Regions from separate parts of the Mus musculus genome. Here region 1 is linked to region 2. Evidence: chromatin loops called from intact Hi-C (ENCODE). Cell type or tissue: heart. All regions are shown on one strand. Links, peaks and the distances in the headings refer to the core of each region. The heading gives the core; the rest is flanking DNA.

Region 1 (10,736 bases), core at 1,528-9,527, 70 kb before region 2:
CAGCTTATTTCATGTTCTTGGCTCTCTAAATTTATTTACTTATTTCTGCAACTGTATGTGAGCCCACCTGTGCACATGTACAGAACTCAGTGCTCTACTTCAGGTCATTGGCCTTACCAGCCAGTACGGTTTACCCACTAAGCCAGCTGGCCAGCCCCGTCATACCCTCCATATTCCACATGCCTTTCCTCTCTCTTTTTATTTGTTCATTGGCTTTTCTCATGTTCTGGGCACAGTGGTTAATGCTAATGGATGCTTCAGAGAGTTGATGTGTTCTGACCTAGAGAGCTTGCACCCTAGAACAAACCGGTAACATGTGTGACTGTCATGCAAACCTGTGAATGACAAACATGTTAAGACTTTTGGTGTGTTAGAATACAATTGCAACTCTCAGCTTGGATTCCAACAAACACTTGTAAGGCGCATTCTAGGCCTCCCTGTTTATGAGACAGCTTACTGCTGCATAGGAGTATCCCCCAACAGCACATGGTTAAAGGAAGCTTGTAAGTTCCTTCCACGTAAATATTCCTTGGATAAGATGTCACAGAGAACTCTCTCAGGAATCCAGATCTCTATACCGACAAGGTAAAGACAAGGTGCTCACTAACGGTATCCAACTGGTTCATGGAATAGAATAACAAAGCATCCCACTTCAGGGTCAAAATACCTGAGAATCCACGAGTTGAGGGGGAAACACCCGCCCTGACATTACACGCTCAGTATATTTTGCTGCATGTTCTGTTTGGTATGTAGCTTCCTCTTATCTGTGAGGATGTCACAGGCCCTGTGGGTGCCTGGAACCTTAGCCAGCACTGAGTCTATATGAACTGTCTTCCCTAACCATACATTGCACTGTGTCTATCAGTGCATCGGACAGCACAGAGAACCACTGTGTGACAGAAAGGCAGCCAAAGGGAGGCCCCTCTGGTTCTGTCACGTGTAATATCTTAAAGCAGTGGTCAAACATCTCTGTGGGCAAAATTGCTCCAGGTTGAGAATGGATGGATTATCCAGAAATCTGGCAATTCATATCTTAAAAGAAGTATTTAGGTGAAATCAGTAAGCTGGAGGACTCTGGACCTAGCCTTAGGTAGAAAGTTGGAGCTGGCCAAGGACTCATTCACTGAGACCTATCAGGCAGGACTCTGTCACCTGCCTCTGGAAGCACACTGGTTCCTCCCACCTTCAAACCTGTATTCCAGGTACAGAGGAAAGCATGTGTGTGTGTGTGTGTGTGTGTGTGTGTGTGTGTGTGTGTGTGCATCTGTTTGTGTAAGCGTGTCTATATGTCTGTCTGTCCATCCATGTATGTGCATGGGCGTCTGTGTGTGTGTCTGTGTGTGCGTCTATGTTTTAGTAATCCGTGTTTGTTTTACTGAATAAGTGAGCTCAGCACTTCTTAATCAGGGCATCAGGAGCTGTGATGCCACTCATGTTCTGTGCTTTTCGACTCTCCTACCAGTATGAGGCAGTCCATACGCATTTATGCTCTTGTAACAGAGGTCAAAGGTCACCTTGTAGTTTAATTTTATCTGTTGCTATGGTGATTTGACTCCTGTCTCTCTCCCAGTCTAGACTGCATATTTCACAAGGCCAAAGGCCAAATCTATTTTTGTTCCTTTCCATATTACGTTGTCTGGCAATAACACTCGAGGAACAAATGAACTAACTCATTCAGTAATTCATTCAGCTATCCATTAGTGACCATATTATCTTGTCTTTCCAGCTTCAGAGTTCTGCAGATGGCTTTGTTTCCAAGTTCTTTCTCAGACTTGTGAATGCAGAGACATTTAAACCATCCATGTTGTAGCCATGAGCAAGGACGACTGTGTGTCAACTCCGTGGGTGTTATCAGCTGTCCTTTGAAGAAACCAGCTCCATAGATGAGCCAAGCACTCATTTGTATTGTGTGTGTGTGTGTTAATGAGCAGACTCCCTTTTGAAGAGAAAAACAATTGCATTTCAAGAGAAATATGATGTTCTTTATGACAATGATGTCATTGCTTAGTCAGATAGGAAAACGGAGCATCACTGTCCAAACCCCAAGCCCATCCTCCCATTTGACAAATGCTACCAATGGTCAGGAGGGACTCCGAAGGAAGTGTGTCTTGGTGAAGCTTAAAGCTTTTTTAGACAGAGGTGTCCCACAGCCAAGACTGGGAAGCAGCGTGTCCCCAAAGCAGTGCACTATCCTCGCTCCACCCCAGCATCTTCAGGTCATTTCTGTTTGTTCTTGCCGAGATAATAAGTATGTGCCATTGTGCCCAGCTTCACGTATTATAAATTCTGGAGCTTTCCCTTTTAAGTGACAATTGTGTTCCCTTAGAAAACTCTGCTTGACCCCCATATCTATGAAACCCAGCCTACTCTGAGCCTGAGAAGCCTGAACATCCACAGCGAGACACCTGCACTCCCATAACTGCTGGGGGCTTTCTTACATCTGAAGGGCTTGGTAGCCAAGTCTCTTAGTCCCCAGAGCCTTCTTCCACTGTCTTCTGCTTCCAGTATTGCAACACAGTGAGGACTTTGTCATTTTCCAGAGAGCAGATTTCGATCTGTCCTAATAATTTAGACCTCTGAAAGAAACCCAAATTTCACAGAAGTTAGTGGAGCTCCAAGAGGGTAAGGCCACAGCACTGAAGCCACAGTACTGGGTCACAGAGGCAATGACAAGACATCTCCCACATGCTTTATGCCTCTGTTATGTTATGCCCTATGCCTCTGTTGTCCTACGTGTACTTCTTTGCCCAAGTGTTTGGGTCAGAGCATTCCACTGGGTGCTGTCTGGACACTGATAGCAGCTACAAGCCCCATTCTATAATGTAGAAGAGAAGAAAAAAATTACAGAAATGTGTTGTTTTTAACAAAAGCCAGTAGCCTATGTGGCAAGGTAGACACATGACGATAATGTAATGTAATATAATGATGTAAGCTCTCTTTCAAAGTAACAGAATGCACACATACACAGACATTCATAAATGCATAAATACATGCATACATGTATATATAATGAATACATGCACACCCCTGCATACACGTACATACAATGCATACATGCATACACATACAGGAACACATAATGCATACATGTACATGCATATGCATACACATGCATCATAAGCCTTCTTCATGGAAGAGGGAAATTGCACCCTTAACAAAACTCCACTCCAGAAATGTATGTTATACCCTGTAAAATGTCCTCTGATACATTTATAAGTGAATTTGTGATCCAAAAAAAGGGAGCAAAATTCTCATTTAAAGATAAGGAGCAATATAAATAAATAAATAATATGTTCTGATGGCAGGGGTGGGGGGGGGAGCTGCAAATAAGCAGAGGGAGGGAGACTCTGCCTCCAAAGGCTCGCATTGCAAGGCAGTCAACACTGCAAACCAATAGTAGCTGTGTCAGAGAATTTATGGGTTATGTCTGTGAGGCTCCAAACAGAAAGAAGAGATAAGGGGATCAAAGGACACATAAGGAGGCAGTCAAGGGGAATTTGGAGAAGCTGAGAGCACAGCAGGGAAATGTGGGAGTGGGGAGACTCTTTTCCAATCTAACGCTATGCTGAAGTGAATAAATATCCACCATATACTGTATGTTAATAATATTTAATAATATACTAAAAATAATATAGGTTGCTGACAAAGAAAGGCATGATGGTCAAACTTAGGACATCAAATAAAAAACAATAGGAAGAAAATTCAAAGACTTGCACATGAGCGATAACAGTGGGTAAGTGTATATTCAGAGTGTGAACCCCACAAAAACATCTCAATGAGCTAAGCAGAAAAGACCATGCCCAGCTATTCGCAGGGAATTTATATAATTAAAACAGCAAGGCTGATATGTTTATAAAAAGTAAAGAGAGGTAGGATATGTTTTGATGGATGTGTGGTGAGGTATGGGAGAAGGGGGGTGCCTCCAGGATCCCAAGCTGAGGCATCCCTTCCCCCTGAGGGACCAGCCACATGATGGTATCGTATAGAATAGAGGTTACTCAGGGCATGGGTAGGGGAGTTGAAAGGCTAGTAGAGGCAGAGAAATGTAGAGAGAGAGAGAAAGAGAGAGGGAGAGAGAGAGAGAGAGAGAGAGAGAGAGAGTAGAGAAGTAGAGGCCAGCCATGAAGAGGGGGAAGGGAGTGGGGGAAGAGAGGAGAAGGGGTGAGCCTTTTTAAAATGAGTCAGACATACCTGGCTGTTGCCTGGTAACTGTAGGGCAGAGCTTAGACAAAATGCTAACAAAGGCAGTCCCAAGGAAACACAGGCACAACATGAATCTGCTGGCTAGTTTTCAATGTAGACATGCCACAACATAAAATCACATGGGAAGACGGTCTCAGTTGTAGGATTGCCTAGATCAAGTTGGCTGATGGGCATGTCCATGGGGGATTGTCTGGATGGCTAATGGATGCAGGAAGAACCATCCCAGCATGGAGGACATCACTCCCTAGGGTCCTTGGATGTATAAGGGAATGAGCTGAGAGCATGAACAGCTAAGCAAGCAGGCAGCCAGGAAGTCCTTATTCCTCTACATGTATCTGACTCGTTACTCTGAGTTCCTGCCTTGGTTGCCTCTCAATGACAGACTGTAACTTGGAATTAGGAGTCAAATGTCCTCTTTCCTCCCCTGTGTTGGTTGTGGTCAGGGGTGTTTATCACAGTAACAAACTGAAAAGTAGGATGAGATCAGCCTATCAGGTTTTAGATGTTTTGAGCAGGAAGGGTCCTAATCTGAAAGAGCAGGGCCTCTCTCCATCTCATCCCATAAACAGATACATACAAGAAGGAAAGATCTATTCCATAAAGCTGTCTTTGAAAGGAATCAAACTGGTTTAAAGTTTCTAGGAAGCAACATCTTAAACTCCCCAGACACAGAAATGAGACCAAATGATTTACCTCGAGACAGACACATGCGAATATATAAAAGGAAAATAAACACAACATCCACTGAACATTCTGAGTTAAAAAAAAAAAAAAGGATTTGGTCATTGAGCTAGGGTTTCCAAGAGAGAAATAGAGAAGCTTCAATAAAAACATCAAAAGTGTTGGTTAAATTAGCCTAAACAACTTTGAAAATTATGACCACAGAAAAATATTATAACTTTTTTTATTAATGTTGAAAAAACAAGAGGAAAACACCATAAACTGTACTGTTGGGGGCAAAACCTTGTCCTGAAACCTCCTTGTAAAGCAAGTTATCAAAACAAAAACAAAACTACAGCCCAACCAGCTATAAATAAAACATTCAAGTGACTTAATCTTTAATTTAAAGAGAAGACTAATTTGGTGGCCGGTACCTGTAATCCTTCCGCTGGGAAGACCACGGCTAAGGCAGAAGGGCAGTCTGGCCACATAGTTAGACCCAGTCTCAAAAATTAGTTACTTCAATAAATAATTAAATGCTGAAAACAGCAGCCAAGGAAATACTATTGAAGAGCAAACCTACGAAAAGCTAGGGAGATACAGTGTGGCACAATCTGCTGCAGCCAGAGCATGGCCATGCAGCGTTCGGTGCAAGTTGAACACTGATTATAAAACGTGTCGGAGATGTGCCACTGGCCGTCTCTAGTAAAGCAGGATTCAGATAATTGGTAGGAGACTGTCCTACAACATAACTCAACTAACGAGGCTGATTGCAGGTGAGCTAAAGAGAAACTAAAGAGAGGGCTTTTCTCTGGCTCCCTTGCTTGCATGAAATCCAGAATTAGTGTCTGAACATGATAAAGAAATAAAGGTTTGTCAGGTGCCTCAGTCCTGTAATCCCAGCACTTAGGATGCTGAGGCAGGAGGACTCCAGTGAGTTTGAGCCAGCCTGGACTACATAGCACATTCCATGCCAGCCTGAGCTACAGAGTAACACCCTGTCTCAAAAATAAATAAATAAATAAAAACAGGGATGGTGAGATGGTTAAGTAGGTAGAGATGCTCAGAACCAAGCCTGATGACCCAAGTCTAATAGGTCCCTGGGATTTGTGTGGTAGAAGGAGAGTATGAATGTCTGCAACTTGCCCTCTGACCTCCACCTGCTCTCATCACTTACATCTCACACACACACACACACACACACAAGTAACTTCCATGAACACACACAAACACATGCATATGCCTGCATGCATGCACACACACACACACACACACATACACACACACACACACACACACACACACACACACGAACCCCGCTTAAGCGCACATGCAAGTACACATGCATACATTTGCATACACAGACACACAGACAACACTCATACACAGGGTAATAAAGGTATCTTTTAAATAAACACCCCCACAAAGTAACAAAAGAAATGAAAGAATCAGATATACATTTGACCACTGATTTCTCTCCTAAGGAAGACACACACATAAAAAAATCAAAAGGGAAGGAAACTAAGGAAACATGCCTAAGACAGGACATCCTCTCGGGGTGCCCTTCCTAGTGGCTTCACTCCTTCATATGCACTTCCTGGTGCCTGTTACTTCACTGTGGTGTTTCTCTACAGCACATGTCACCACTGGTCACGTGTGTAAGTGATATTATTCTTATTGTTATTGTCACTTCCGACCACTGCTAAAAGGAAGTGCCCTTCCACAACAGCTAGCGTTCTATTTTGTCCATGACTCTCCCAGTGTCTAAAACTGCACTTAGTCTAGACTGAGTACTCAATTGCCATTGCTTACAGAGATGCATGAGCAGAAAGCAAGCTACCGAAAAGATTACAGAAACAAAACCAAGCACAGGAAACATACCCGTGAGCAAAATAAATCGGGTTATTTAAAGGAAGGCAGTGTGAGAGTGGGTCTCAAACACAAACCAGATAAAATGTGGTAGTTAAAAATGGCAGGCGCTCAAGTACAAAATGCACATTTGCTTTCCAAGTCTCAGTCTTATTGATTGCTTAGCTTCTGTAGATTGGCTTTCCTTGTTAGGCTGAGCTTTCTTCTCATTCAGCGATGTTGAAAATATGAGTAGACAGTCCACCTACAACAGGATGTAGAGTGTCTACAGTACAGCGCACACGCACTGGTAGTGGATGACCTTAGAAGTAGACATAGTGACAGAGGTACTGATTCCAAGCAGACAACTCTGTGGAAGTGTGGGCACGTGACTGCAGGAAGACAATCACTATCATGATGGCGTGAACATGGAAGTCTGGTGTGATCTGGGGATGGGTACAGATTTTGTCAAAGGTCATGACATTCAAGCAGACGCCAGAATGCTAAATAAGAGCTGGGCGAGGGGGTGGGAATGAGTTTGTGTGCTAAGTGAGGAAGGTCATGAACAGCGTTGGGAGAAGCCAACAGCATGCAACCAGCGTGTCTCAGACAATTGTCTAACAACCCCTGGAAAAGAAGGGCTACCATTGTGAAGGACATGGCTAAGATGCTGTAAATGAAGTCTGTGTTAGGAACTAATGTAGTTCATGAAAATAAAGACTTGTTTATGCTTTTATGTGCCGAGTGTATGTAGGAAAAGAGCCAAGATCCAGGAGCCTTCCGCTTTATGGGAAATCTGATAGATGGGGAATGCCTGAATCTGATGGGGAAGTGTGCTGGATTTTATGGCGAGAAGCACCAGGGCAGCAGCAGGCAAGCCCAATGTGACTTGTGGACAAACAGTCCTGTTAGGAGCTTGTACAGAGGTGTACACTTGTAGTTCCAGCTACATGGAAGGGCCGAGGTGGGAGCATCTTATGAGCCCCTAAGTGTTAAACTAGCCTGGCTCACACAACAATATTCTGACATTGCTCTATCAATCAATGAATCAATAAATAACATTTCTGACCAAGAGGTCTGTGGTAGTGCTGAGGTTAAAAAAAATAACCGACAGTCTTTTCACCTCATTATCCTTGCTGTCCCCACTCTGGGGACAATTAATTAGAACATCTCTATACACTGGAACATCCCAGGAAGTGCCTGTTGATGGCCATCCAAGCACAGAAGTCCTATCATTTGTCTGGAAGAAGTTGAGCCATGTTAGCGATGATCATCACGTAGAGAAACTGTCACTTAAAACACAGGGGCACTGTGGGAAAGCAAGCAGGGGTGTCAGGTCGCATGAAAATGACTGAAAGTCATCAGCTTACTGGAACAAGGTGCAAGAATCAAGGACCTTATCCCATGTCAGCTGGTCAAATATCCTGAGCTATGAGTCAAGGAAGAAATGGTCAAACAGCTATGTCTATTACATAAAGATGATACTGGAGAGCAAACTGGGTTTGGTGAACAATGTCGGTCTTTCACATCTAGATGGCATCAGAAGTGGAGAAAACACAGATACTCTGCCTGACCCTTCTTTAATTAGGAAGTCAGTTTCAATGCTAAAAGGCTCATGTCCTCAGAAGATTCTCAGACCTAGGCAAACTGTGCCAGCCTTCATCCCTGGGAGGTAGTGTGGGAAGAACCCCCAAGAGGGATCCTGGAGCAGAGAATATGCTCCTTGATTTCAGAACGATATGGAGAAATATGGTCATGAAGACAGCAGGTAAGTTAGAAGGAGACAGAACTCAGAAGCTGAGGACAGAATGAATTCAAATGCTGTGAAGTTGGGAACACATGTGGGCAGCTCCTACTGCTGAGCCAGTGACTGGTACATAGCTGAAAGACCCCATATGGACCCTGGGGTCCATGCAGCCAAGTCAGAGAGCAGACTGGAAAGAGCTTGTCCAAGCACAGGGGCTCACAAACCAGAAAGGGCCTGTCCCTGTCCCTAGTGGAATGACAACGCAGCAGAGAACAGGGCATATCAGAGAAGAAATGGTGTGGGTCTTGCCCCATCCCCCAGAAGACTATGCAGAAGAACATGATATAATCCAGTCAGTACATGGCAGAATCAAACGTTTCACACAGAGAAATAAGTAGACTTCTCCCATTCCGTGGGGAATAAAGAGGCAAACTGCCAATTTGTGGCTCTGAAGAATCTCTGGCACACAAAATATGGAGCATAACGGACAAACTAGGCTCGCACAGACATCTGCAACCCCAGCATGTGGGAGGTTGGGGCAAGGGACTTGTGAGTTCAAAATCAGCTAGGGCTACACAGCAGAAGCATGATTTCATATTGTTGTTGTTGCTGTTGCTGTTGCTGTTGCTGTTGCTGTTGCTGTTGCTGTTGCTGTTGCTGTTGCTGTTGCTGTTGCTGTTCCTGCTGCTGCTTTTTCTCTCTCAGAATTCAGGGAAGGAGGAATCATTTTCTGTTTCTTTTGTCTTGATGCTGAGCTGTGGCATTCCTTACATATTCGATCTAGTATTATGGGTCATTGGCTCTTTATCAGAAGTGTGGTCTGTAAACCATTCTCTATCCCCTCAGTTTCCTTTCGACTTGTTGATTGTCTCCTTTGCTGGGAAGAAGCTTTTCAGTGGGTGTAACTCTACTTATCAATTTCTGCTTGTGCACCCCTTGTTCTCCAGCCACAGCTATGAAAGCATACCTCACCCTTCTAATCTTTTGTCTACTGCAGTTGACTTCTGTTGAAGCCAGGGTAGGGCCCAATCTTATTCTTCTGCAAATGGACAGCATTTTCCAGAGACCGTTTCCTGAGCAGACACTGTGTGTCTTGAACACCTTGTTGGAGCACTATTCTATCCTAGCCATCTGTATGCCTGTTTTACATCAGCTTCAGAAGGTTTTGTTTGTTATAGCTTGTCCCCAAATCAAGAGAGACAGTAGCTGCCACTTCATTGATATGGAGAAATATGGTCATGAAGACAGCAGGTAAGTTAGAAGGAGACAGAACTCAGAAACTGAGGACAGAATGAATCCAAATGGTGCAAAGTTGGGGACACATGTGGACAGCTCCTACTGCTAAGCCAGTGACTGGGACATAGCTTGTTCCCAAATCAAGAGAGACAATAGCTGCCACTTCATTGTTCTTGCTTGGTTGAGGCAGAGTCTCCTCATCACTGTGTAAGCCAGGCTCACTAGTCTGTGAGCTTCTGGAGAACGTCATCCTGTCATTTACAGCAGTCACACTGATATTATAGATAGTCACTCATGTTACCAAGTACAGTTTTGACATTGGATCTGAACTCTGATTATACTGGTGGGGCACTAGGCAAGTCCACGGGCAGTTTTGTACTCCAGCCTGACACACAAGCATTCATTGATTCCTCCCAAAAGCCTGACTGTATAAAACAGTCTTCAAGGCCATTACCTAGAGGGCCAATATTGAGTCATGGGGCTTCTTCAGCATCCAGAAACAGCCAATGGGATTGTGGGGACTGGAGACCAAAGGCAACATGGTTTCTGCTAGAACTTCAGATATGTAGTTGCTGGTGGCAGGAAGACATACAAGCTAAACTAAAACAAAATTCATAAAGAAACAGAGCTCTTTACAGATCCACTGGTGATCAACCTGGTCAGCTTCCTGCCTTCTCAAGTGGCTTTCCCCAAGGAAAGCTCTACTGAGCTTTACAACCCTCAACCCAGTGTTAAAACCTCCAGAGAAGTACTTCTGTCCACAAATGAAGCCAAACACTTTCTGTAAGTGGACACAAGCTTGTGAGATGTTGTTGTGCCAGCTCGATGACGTCATTCTCCATTTCAATAAGCCTAAATGGAGGTTATAAATGTTTAACCATCAGCATTCTTTAAACATTTAAGGATGCCTCCTTCCATTCAGATTCTGAGAATTTCAGACACAGATGAGTTAGAATCTGTCCAGCGTTGGTTATGGCCTTCATTGGTATGTCGTGGTGTCTTTAGCCTGTTCTCATGTTTGGTCATGGTGATTTTTTGAGAA
Region 2 (10,736 bases), core at 1,162-9,161:
CTAGGCTACACTCTGACAGCAGCTGTCTGAGATTCCATTCTCCTGGGGGAACAGCCTGTCCAAATTCCACCAAAAAAAGTCATAAAAATATTTGAGCATAGAGGGCAAAGGATGAGCCTCTATAATGCACATATTTATATCCATAGATATCCCAAAGCCATAAGGGCTAGAAATCCCGGAGGGCAGAAGTCAGCTGCTCTATTCTCTGATGGGAAAAATCGAGGAGAACTGTGGTTATCAGGGTTTCCCAACTCATCCATGGAGCTGCTGGGGGTGGGGTGAGACCAAGAGACAGAGAGATGGGAGAAAGAGGAAGGGAGAAAGCCAGGAAGCGAAAATAAGAACGGAGGCATGCTGCTCTACTCTTTTAATTCTAGCACTCCAGAGGCTGAGGCAAGACTGTGGTCAACCTGAACAGGCTCTACTCACAAGAGCAGCTAAACAACACAAACCTAACACAATGGCTTTAAATAATGCAAAAGGGGAAGAAGGAGGGGGATGAGGGGGAAGAGGAGGGGGAGGAGGAGGGGGGAGGAGGGGGAAGAGGAGGGAGGAGGAGGAAGACAATACCTCAAGGGCAGCTCAGAGATGGATGGGTAGGGAGGCAAGGAAGGTGGAGAGAGATCTGAATCGAATCGGGTTGGGGTAGGGAGCATGAATATGATCCAAATTGATAATATGAAATTCTTGAAGAATTAGTTAAAATATTACTTTAAGGATTAATGAATAAACTCCTTTTGAGATGAAAACTAAAAAAAAAAAAAAAAAAAAAAAAAAAAAAAAAAAAAAAAAAAAAAAAAATCCTAGGGCAGGGAGACCTCATCTCACTAATCTCACTAAATAACAATAAAAGAAAGCCAGCAAAAGAGGGACTGTGGTCCTGTCCACAAGCACACACTCCAACCCCCTCCGTCCCTCTGGGTCAGAAAGACCCTTGGTTGGATCCTTCAGCTGATTTTATCACAACTCCCACTGAATAAAGAAAGCCCCACTAAGTTGCCGTGGGCATCTCCTCAGCCTTGCTGTCTTCAGTGTAAACATTCCTTTGGGTCTTTCCTTCTATTCTTTCTTTTTCATGTTTCACAGAGTTTCCTCCATGGGATAATTTTGTGATGTCCCTTATCCTGCTACCTCTTTTCTCTGGAGTCGCCCCTGCCCCATGCATCTCAACCCTGCTTAGGGCTGTTCTAGACATGCGGGCCTGACCCCTCCCAGTCCTTCCTCTGTTGTGTTTCTCTTCTTTGATGAGCTGGGACGAGAGAGACCTTCTCTATGTAACACACAATACAACATCTTCCCCTTCACTTCCAAGTTCAGGCATCTGCAATTATGTTACATTGCATAGCAAGTGGGAATAAGGATTCATCATCAGCTAGCCTGACAGAGTTTTTCCTTAAAGTAAGGTTAACTCAGAGAGAGATGCAGAAGGTGGGGAGGGAGGAGCTAGACTGATAAGATGTAATAAGAACTTGACCCACAATTTCTGTTTTGGGAGATGGAAGAACAGGCTGGAAGCCAAGGAACATGGGTGGCCTCTAGTAGTTGGAAAGGGAAAGGAAATGGAGTCTCTTCATGAGCTTCCAGAAGGGAACACAGTTCTGCCAACACCTTGATTTTTTTTTTTTAACTCAGTGAGACCAGTTTCTGACTCCCAGCCTTCAAACCTGCAAGGTAATGAATCGGGATTGATGTAAGCCATTAAAGCGGCTGTGATCTGTTCCCACAGGAACAGCCCAGTTCAGCACTGCTTGTGGAATGCACAACCACTGCCAGGCTACCACAGGAGGCAGCCTGTTGTAGGCTCGTACTGCCCAACCCTATTCACAAGAGGAAGTTGAGTAGCAGGGCTCCACCTCCTCTCTGATTTAGTGAGGAGGAGCATTACCTATCTCAGAAAACGAATTCCAAGATTCAAGTGCATTGGTGCAACCCAGAGAATGGGAAAAAGGAAGGTCTGGGCACCCTAGGGTGTCTTCAGCAACAGTTGATAGAGGCAGAAGACCCCGGATCAGGGCAGAGATTAGTCCCTAACAGATATTGTTACATTAGGCCTCCACCTGTCATTGTCATTCTCTTCAAGAATTCACAGCTTTGAGACAAAAGGGGAGATGTAAAGAATTGTATCTGGGAGCTCACGTGCATATAAAGTTGCAAATAGTGGCAAATTGTGTGTTGTATGTATGCAGTTCAATGTTTTTTTTCCAACTATCTAAATCTTTGTCTTAGAACATGTGTTGTACTTAATGATGCACGTGGGACCCTGTCACCCCAGGCACCCCAGAGACGCGCATCCTCAGCGCCTCTTTGGGTCCCTTTCCCACTATGAAAGGGACGTGAAAAACCTCTGCACTTTTCCGATCTGGCTTGCCCAGGCCACCGAATCCTACCCTGTTGAGTGCTCAATAGTACGCTCAACTTTTGCACCAATCGCACTCTGGGCTCAGTCCCCAGACACAAACTTTTTGTGAATCCAAAGAGAACATCCAACCACAGGGAAAGACTTTCTGCCACTTCTTCAGCCGCTCAGTAGCTGCTCCAGGCATCGGTCTCCTGAAGCACCACCGCTCGGATACAGAGGGGAAGCGGGTGCTCCCGGGAGTTGCAAGCCAACCCAGCTTCTTGGCCCAGGCTCCAGCGCGTTCTGGAGATGTACCTTCCAGAGCCCTGCAGTAAGCTGGGGACACCAGGGACATGCACACCTAGGACAAGCAGATACACTCCTACCGTCGCCAGGCGCCACCTGCACGCCGGGCGCCGCCTGCAGCCTTCGGGCATCCGATTTAGGGGTGCCAGTGCAGAGACTCCCGCCTGGGCAAGCAGCCTTGGCGCACTATTCTGCAAAGAGTTAAGAGCCGGCTGTTAAGACTCCTGGGGCCGCGTCTGGTCCCCAGGCCCCGCTCACCGCTCCTGATTGGCTGATCTCCTGTCAGTAGTAAAGAGGATCAGATAGCAAACTTGGGACCTTCATAAAGGCGTGGTGGCGGTACTCCGCGACCGCTGGCAGCCTATGACATCAGCCAGGAACGCCTAGGATGCGGCTGTTCCCGGCCACCCTCAGAGGAGGAGGGTCCTGCCTGCTGGGAGTTAATTAGCCTCGCGAGCGGCGAGGGGGGAGGCGCCAGTTTTCTGGGGACACTGGCGGCCACTGTGCGTCCTCCTACCCAAGGGAGCTCCCCAAGAGTTGGATGAATTCTGGGTTGTTAGCTGCTGTCCTCTGGGCTCCCGGGAGCCAGTTTCTGGTGGAAAGCGGGGCGCCTGGCCAACGACCAGCGGCTTGCTGAGACTCACCATGACACTCCTGGGGTCTGAACACTCTTTGCTGATTAGAAGGAAGTTCCGATCAGGTAGAGTAAGGCGTTCAGCACTCCTTAAACTTTTCATCTCTACCACTCAACTGCTTTACAATGAATGCTTCGGGCCTGAGGTGGCGGCCTTCCCTCTGTTTCCCCAAAATGAACACTGTGTTTGACTGAATGCCTTCAAATGTCTTCCCTTTGACCTGTGTTAAGTTTGAGTTTTGTTTACGAATAATCCAATGTTTTACTTTATTTTACTATATTTTCCTTTATCGGTAAATAGACATTTTTAAGGGGACGACCCAAAAGGAACTGTGTTGAAATGGGCAACTCCAGGATCTGAAGTTATAGAGTGGGCGCGTTATCAGTTACAACCGCTGAGACAATGTGCCTAGGACTGTGAGACGTCTAGGGGTCACTTAACATGTAGCTAATCCAAACAAATGTATTTCCCAAAAAAGTCACTTGGAGGAAGTAAAAATAGCGAATTTGGAGCACACCAAGAATTTTTAAATGACATCACCATGGGGGAAAAAAACCAGCGCCACAAATATTTTTTCCCAAACCATCTGATATTTATAAATGGACAATTTTCCCTAAAATTGTTGTGTTAGTGGCACACAGAGAAACTTCTGGAGGGACACTCAGGAGAGGTGAGTATAAGGAAAGGGTACGTGGGGGCCTACAGAAGACGCAGGATTGTGTTCCCTCGTTCGCATCCTGGAAGGGCTACCTAGCTTTGCCCATTCTTGCTTTTATAACAGTGGTAACAGGGCCATTCAATGATGGCAGGGCACCTTCTAAGAACGAACATTTTGGTGGATAGCTCTGGTGTGAGCCTTCCATGTAACAGGTGCTGGCTGATGCTGGTGCCACTCACTCTGTCAATTCCCTTGGTCCTTCTGAAGGAGCTACTCAACTGTTTGTCTTGAAATGAGTGGCTCAGAAATTGTGCACAGTGGGTGATGGGCCATAAGGAGCCTCTGTAACCACCTCAGTTGTTCCTGATCCTTAGGTGTGGATGGGACACTCTGGGGATTTCTTGAAGGATTGTTTAGTGAGGCAAGTTGAAAACTTAAGAGCTGAAGTGGCCAGGAGCCACAGTGCCTCTGGAGGCCTGGGGTGTGTCTCCTAACCACTAGCCACCGGGGTCAGCCATGCACGTTTGTCCTTTCCATGTTGAGGTGAGGTGGTTAGTTTGTTCATCAGAGACCTCACATGCTTGGTAATTTGCTCAAAACCACAAGGCAATACTGCCACCTTTCTGAGGGAGCAAGGATGTCATTTTTGTTTTTGCATAAAGCTGAGTTTATTTCAACTGCTCCCGTGCAGTTTAATGGGGTAGACGGAGGGACAGGGAGAGGCTGCTGGATCATTTCTAAAAGGATTTGGTGATGTTCTTGATAGTGGGCTTGCAAAACAGACTTATCAAGGAATTCCTCAGCTGAAATATGGTGGAGAGGGAAAACTGTTTGCACTATTTTAACCCCTAACTCAGTGGATTGTGCAGGCCTGAGGTCTCTACCTGGACCCTGCGAATCTTTATCCTGGAGCTTTGAAGAAGTCCAACCCCACTTTTTTTTTTTTTAAGACAGGGTTTCTCTGTGTAGCCCTGGCTGTCCTAGAACTCACTCTGTAGACCAGGCTGACCTCAAAATCCACCTGCCTCTGCTTTCCAAGTGCTGGGATTAAAGGCATGTGCCACCACTGCCTGGCACCAATCCCACGTTTTTCAGGCATTTTTGTCATAAGGAAGGTAGTTTGTCGAAGCATAATACAGAAGTAGGAAGCTTAATTTAAGCTTTGATTTAAAAGTTGAGGGGACTGGAATCGATGACAGACAAAGCCAGTTGCGCATCTTAGGTGTTGTGCTTGATAATCTTACACAAGAGAAAGAAAAACATTATTGTAAGATTGTAAATCAGTTGATGGCTACTGGTTATAGTTCCTGGACAGAGTGACCATGGTGGACATGTGGCCCTGAGGCCTGCCTGGCCTTGTATTAACTGCCTCTGCCTAGGGGACTTTGCTTCACTTTCTGTCTAAAAATGAATGAGGAAGGTCTCTTGTTCACCTTGATATCTCTCTCTCTCCCTCCCTCCCTCCCTCCCTCCCTCTCAGTCACCCCCATTTCTTTCTTGAGGGATTCCAGCTGCCAACTCTAAAACTTCGTATATAGCAGTGAATATTCACTTCAATAGTAGATCCTGGTAGTATGATTTTAAAATTAATGTTTCAAAACTAACTGAAAGTAAACTGTCTTACGATTATAGCAATGGGCTTGCTGTGATAGGACTCGTCCACCATCTCCAGACAGTCCCTCTCATTCTGAAACTGGCGTGGGCAGCAACCATGTTTTACCAACTCCCTACTTACAAGTAGACGTGTGATTGACTGACCTGCCATGAAAGTTTGGGACTCAGAATGTTTACATCTGTGAACATGTTTAGTGATGTTAATTAATCTTACCTAGCAGAAGCAGGGTGTCATGGCTGAATGTGCGGGTCTCGGTCAGACTAGCTGGGTTTTCAAGCCATCACCTCTTTGGTTTTGGCTATATGACCTTTAACCTAGGCCAGCATCATAGCTCTTCTGCATCTTACGTGCCTCATACGTGGAGAATGCTGGTGACTTCATGGTGCTTAGAAGAGATAAATCTGATAACACAAGTACCTGAGTTAGGACATTGACATGCTGGTGAGCCCTGGCCAAACAGTGCTCAGGACGAATAGCAGTGGGATCATCAATCGCCCGTGGCTTCCTTCTAGACCTTGGTTTCTTAGCTTGTAGATGTCCAGGTGAAATGATGTGGTTTCTTAGGCCACGCTGGTATTGTCCGTGGCTCCTGGGAGGTGTAAAGATCATGTGGGAACAAGTGAGCTGATGAGGCTGCGTGGCCTTGGTGGGCGAGTAGAGGGCAGCTTGCTTAGACGCAATACGGTTGTTATTTTTAAATCGACCACGTTTTACAGAATTCATTTTTCTCATTCGTAATCCAGTTCTTGTAATTGGTGTAACTTTCTGAAGTTTTTTTCTTCATATCATTCTCTGGGTCAAGGGCCCACACAGGAATACAAGCAGATAAAAAGAAAAATGGAGAGGTTCCTTTGTGGGTTTTGTTTCAAAAGAAACAATGCCTTTCCTTGTTTTGTTTTGTTTTGTTTTGTTTTGTTTTGTTTTGTTTTGTTTTGTTTCTCCCATTTCTCTCTGTTACCCATCTCAATCAGCCCAAACCAAGGCTAACTCTGGTACCTGGCATTGCCCAGCCTTGCCCTCCCCACAAGTGTAGAATTGTCAGATTTGGCAAACAGGAATACGGAACACCCTGTTCAGTTTTAATTTTGAACAAACAATGATAAAGCTTTCAGTATTTATCAATATTTAGGATGGAGTTTTCTCTGAAACGCACTTCGTTATGCCTATCGTATTTTCCTTGGCAATCACCTACAGTCCTGGGACTGTTTTTCCAACACTCTGCTGTCCTGTCCAATATCCCATGAGCCTCTTGAGATTTTGGGTCCCCCAAAATACAGAATACATATCTCAGCTAAGTCTCAGCGTGAAGTAGGGACGGCATGAGAAGGAACCCTGGTGCCCACGAGCAGACCCAGGATTCAGAGGGAAGGAGGACAGCAGGTTCATCTCGGCCTTCCTGGCAAAGAGGAGACTCTGATACTGCACAGCTATAGCTAAAAGAAGCTGGGGACAATCCAGGCAGGCAGTGGATGCCCAGGATCCAGGCCCCCACGTATGTGAGTAGTTTCTCCAATGGAAAGCCCAGGTCTTCCTTGAGGGATTTTAGACCCTTCCTGTCCCTCTTTTCTTCGTCCTGCAGATGATGTAGTAGATTTACTGAGTTCCTAATTAATCTAGACCCTTAACCAGACTGGATTGTCTCTCTTACAAGCTGAGGTCTTTAGATGGGGATGGGGACCCCTGATTTACCATCATAGACACTATGGGAAGAAATGTCCACTATATGATAAAAAATATCCCCGTGCTGCCTGAGCCACTAGCTAGTCTTAGAGCTTGGGACAAGAAATTTAACCTAAAATAAGGCCTTTCCTATGACATATAACCTATAGAGATGTCGATTTAATTTGGCTTTTTCAGATCTTGTTTTTGTCCTGTGCAAAACCGAAGGTTTTAACTGATTCATCTCTGAAGCTTTTTTCAGCCTGAAGACTTTACCTTTTCCCACAACTGAATGGCCTTAACTATTTTTGTGAAATTTTAAACAGTACAAGTGTTAAAATTTAAACACTAAAGCATTGTCATAAGAGACGCGTGGTGGCGCACGCCTTTAATCCCAGCACTCGGGAGGCAGAGGCAGGCGGATTTCTGAGTTCGAGGCCAGCCTGGTCTACAAAGTGAGTTCCAGGACAGCCAGGACTACACAGAGAAACCCTGTCTCAAAAACACCAAAAAAAAAAAAAAAAAAAAAAAAAAAAAAAGAGAGACTGTACTGAATTGGGCTTTAAATGATTAATTTTTAAAATAGGTATCTTAATTCATCTTTTAATTAATTAATTTCAAGACCAGGTCACTCTCTAGGCCAGGCTAGCTATAACCTACTACGTAGCCCAGGATGGGTAATACGCCTGCCTCAGCCTCCTGGTGCTGTGATTAGAGACATGTGCCTCCATGTCCAGTGATATTTTAAATCGTTTGTAAAAGGCAAAGACACTTTCAGGGTCAGACTTGGGTCACGTCCCCAAGTCTGATAGCAGTGGATTTATTCATACAGCATGGGCTTTCTCTCCCTATCTGAGTTAGATGCAAAAGCCCGGCCCTTCTTCCTTCCCTATTTTTATCTCCTATCCACTCCAAACCTTTGCACAGACTAAACATTTTACTTATGTACTGGTATATTATTATTCTATGTGTATAAGAAAAATTCTTATCTGCTTTTGGTTTACAGCCTTTTACTCTCTACCACCTAGGCCAGGGCGTGGCATAGAAAGGGAACCCACAAAACATGTGCTCAGAGCTGGATGTCCCTCAGGAATACAGTATGTGCGTAGGAGACTCGGGATTGGATCCTTGGGACTTCAGAAATAAATACGTGTCATATCCCCCAGCTAAGACTGTTCAAAAATCAATAAAAGGCCATCTTTTTTAGGTACGTGGGTATGGGTTGAAATTAACTTAAAGGAGGATGTAGAGAGAGGTGAGTAGACTCTTGAGAATTTCAGCCAGCTCTTCACACGCAAGCAATAGTTACGTCCCAAAGGAGGGCAGTGTGTAGAGAGTCATAATGCAAAAGGGATATCAAAGCGGACGAGACTAGGAGGGGCATGTTCTGAAGACAGAAAGTAGGGTCTACTCTGGAGTTTGGAGGTGGCTATGTGCATAATTGCTCTGGTCAGATTCACTAAGTGAGATCACTTCTGGGCAGATGGTAATGTGTGGCTGTTTACCACCCACCAAGGATTATGACTGAGTTGTGACCTCTGATTCTCTGAAACAAACAAAAAAGTGTTTGGGGGAGAGGGGAGACTGAAGATGGTGCCTGTGTGAGAGTACCTGTCTAGCATGCAGAGGGCTCCAAATTCAGTCCCCAGCACTAGGAGGGGTGGAAGGGAGTAGAAGTAGGTATTTTTTTGTTTTTAAAGCAAGAGCAAACGGCGTTCATTTTGTCTGCTACATTATATGACAGATAGAGAAAAAGACTATATCACATTGTATTGAGTTTGTTTCGGTGGTCTCTAATCCACAGTAGATTAATTTGAAGAAAACCTAAATACAGGGCAGAAGCCAAGTTCTATGTCCCAGGGTTAAAATATGACATGTTTAAGAGGAGTTTAACCTGAATGAGAGCAGATGCAATTTACCCACAACAAGCTCCCTGACAGGTGGTGAGCAGGCACCTGGCATCTCCGTCCAGGTGCGGATGGAGGACCAGCAGGTTCGTTCTGCAGGCATCTGCAGAATTATGACTCCCTCCGTCCTGGAGGCAGAGCCACGTGGGTGCTACTATATCTTCCCTGACAGTGTGACCTTGGGAAAGCTAGCTTTGCTCTCTGGGCCTCCATTTGCATGTTGGCAAAATGACTCATGGTCTTTGCAGCCGGCAGGGCTCTATGGGAGAAAGATCTCTGACAGTTCCTAAGAACTCATTTTACAGGGAGAAATCTTACTCCCCTCATGGCAATGGCTTGCTTGACACACTGGCATGTGAGTTCCACAGGACAGAAACCTGAAGTAGTTAAAAGATTCTGATGGACATAAATAGGATTAACAACAATAACAACAGGCATTAGCCAAATGGCTTTGCAACGTTATACTTTAAGCTCTTAGATTTTTCTGCTTTATTAAGCAGGTAATGGTTATCTTTTTTTTCCCAGAATTGCTAATAAATCAAGTTTTACTTAACCAGATGTGGATCACTATTCTTAGACAAAACAGAGAGTTCGCCAAATTTTGTTCAAACAAGACGTATCCTTTATCCCCAGAAATCTACAATAAATAAGGTTTGTTGCTGTCCTGGTTTTTTTCCCCAGAATGCCTCCAAATGCTTTCTGGAGTCTTTGAAGGGAGAACAATATCTTTCTTTTCTCCTGTAGATGAGGGAGGATAAATTCTTTCACTCTCCTCCTGGAGGACTCGGGTGCAGTAGTTTTTCTCTGAGCTACATTCAGCCATGTTACCTCCCTATGACAAGCTGTAGATTCAAAGTAAATGAAAACCTTGTAATATTGTAAAATATATTTTACTGGGTGATCTTCCGAGTAGGGATTAGTGATGCTTGGTGTGTGTTGCAAGGGTAAATGGACCCAGTGCTCTCAAATGCTGTGTCTTAACCAACACTCTCTGGTGCCCTGTTGGATGAACACACAGAGAAGGTTTCCAGCCTCTGCTACAGCTCCCTCCGGGGACCCTTGTCTATTGGCACAAAGGCATCCACTATTTCTTCAAGAACGGACGCCCTGGCCCATCTCCGTTACACAGATGATCTGACAGGATGAAAGTAGACTGAAAACTGTCCTGTTCGCTGTTTCTAGAAGCACACGCCCTTTAGGGAGCCAGTGAGCCTTGGCATCTACATGACTTTGGGCAAGGTTTTAGGTACAAGGAAGTGTTCCAGATGTTTCAGTGAAGCTCAGAAAAGCAAAAGCAAAAGCAAAAGCAAAACAAAACAAAACAAAAACAGTTAAACACAGAAAGTGTTGTTCGGCATGAACGGGGCAGCAACCTCCTTGAAAGGCCTTCCAGAGATTTGTCAAGGTTATGCTCTGAGCGTCAGTTTAAGCCTTTCTATTGTTTAGCGTGCTGTTGTAGATATTTCTGGCTATCCCACAGAAGGGTAATTCTGCTTTAAGACGCCGTACGTAATCCCAAAGGCAAGTGTGTGGCAATTTACTAATCACTTGTCTTGGCAAACTCAGTTTTGATTTTATGCATATATAACACTACTCTGAAAATCATGATACATAACTC

The links. A loop is a pair of places that touch in the nucleus more often than their neighbours do. Peaks named below come from ENCODE experiments on the same cell type or tissue, not always from the same donor. Only the 100,000 strongest peaks of a DNase experiment are listed, where the experiment ranks them.
Region 1: a loop joins it to region 2, with 11 times the contacts of the local background. A loop is called at or near these places in 2 of 42 quality-filtered maps.

What each region holds. Positions count from the first base shown.
Region 1 is chr11:65,332,649-65,343,384 of GRCm38, reverse strand. No RefSeq gene overlaps it. Among named protein-coding and RNA genes, the nearest start is that of Gm12295, 50 kb to the right of the region's middle. In heart, for the core only: no CTCF peak of the experiment used is centred there; no DNase peak of the experiment used is centred there; H3K27ac peaks cover 581 bases.
Region 2 is chr11:65,262,252-65,272,987 of GRCm38, reverse strand. Myocd (myocardin) reads left to right here and starts at 2,999. Exons shown (of 13, transcript NM_146386.3): 1 at 2,999-3,344. The coding sequence starts at 3,290. Gm30586 (a long non-coding RNA gene) reads right to left here and starts at 3,063. Exons shown (of 3, transcript XR_001780238.2): 1 at 2,725-3,063. In heart, for the core only: CTCF peaks have their summits at 1,766, 2,764 and 4,556; DNase peaks (open chromatin) are centred at 2,967 and 4,477; H3K4me3 peaks cover 5,743 bases; H3K27ac peaks cover 6,710 bases.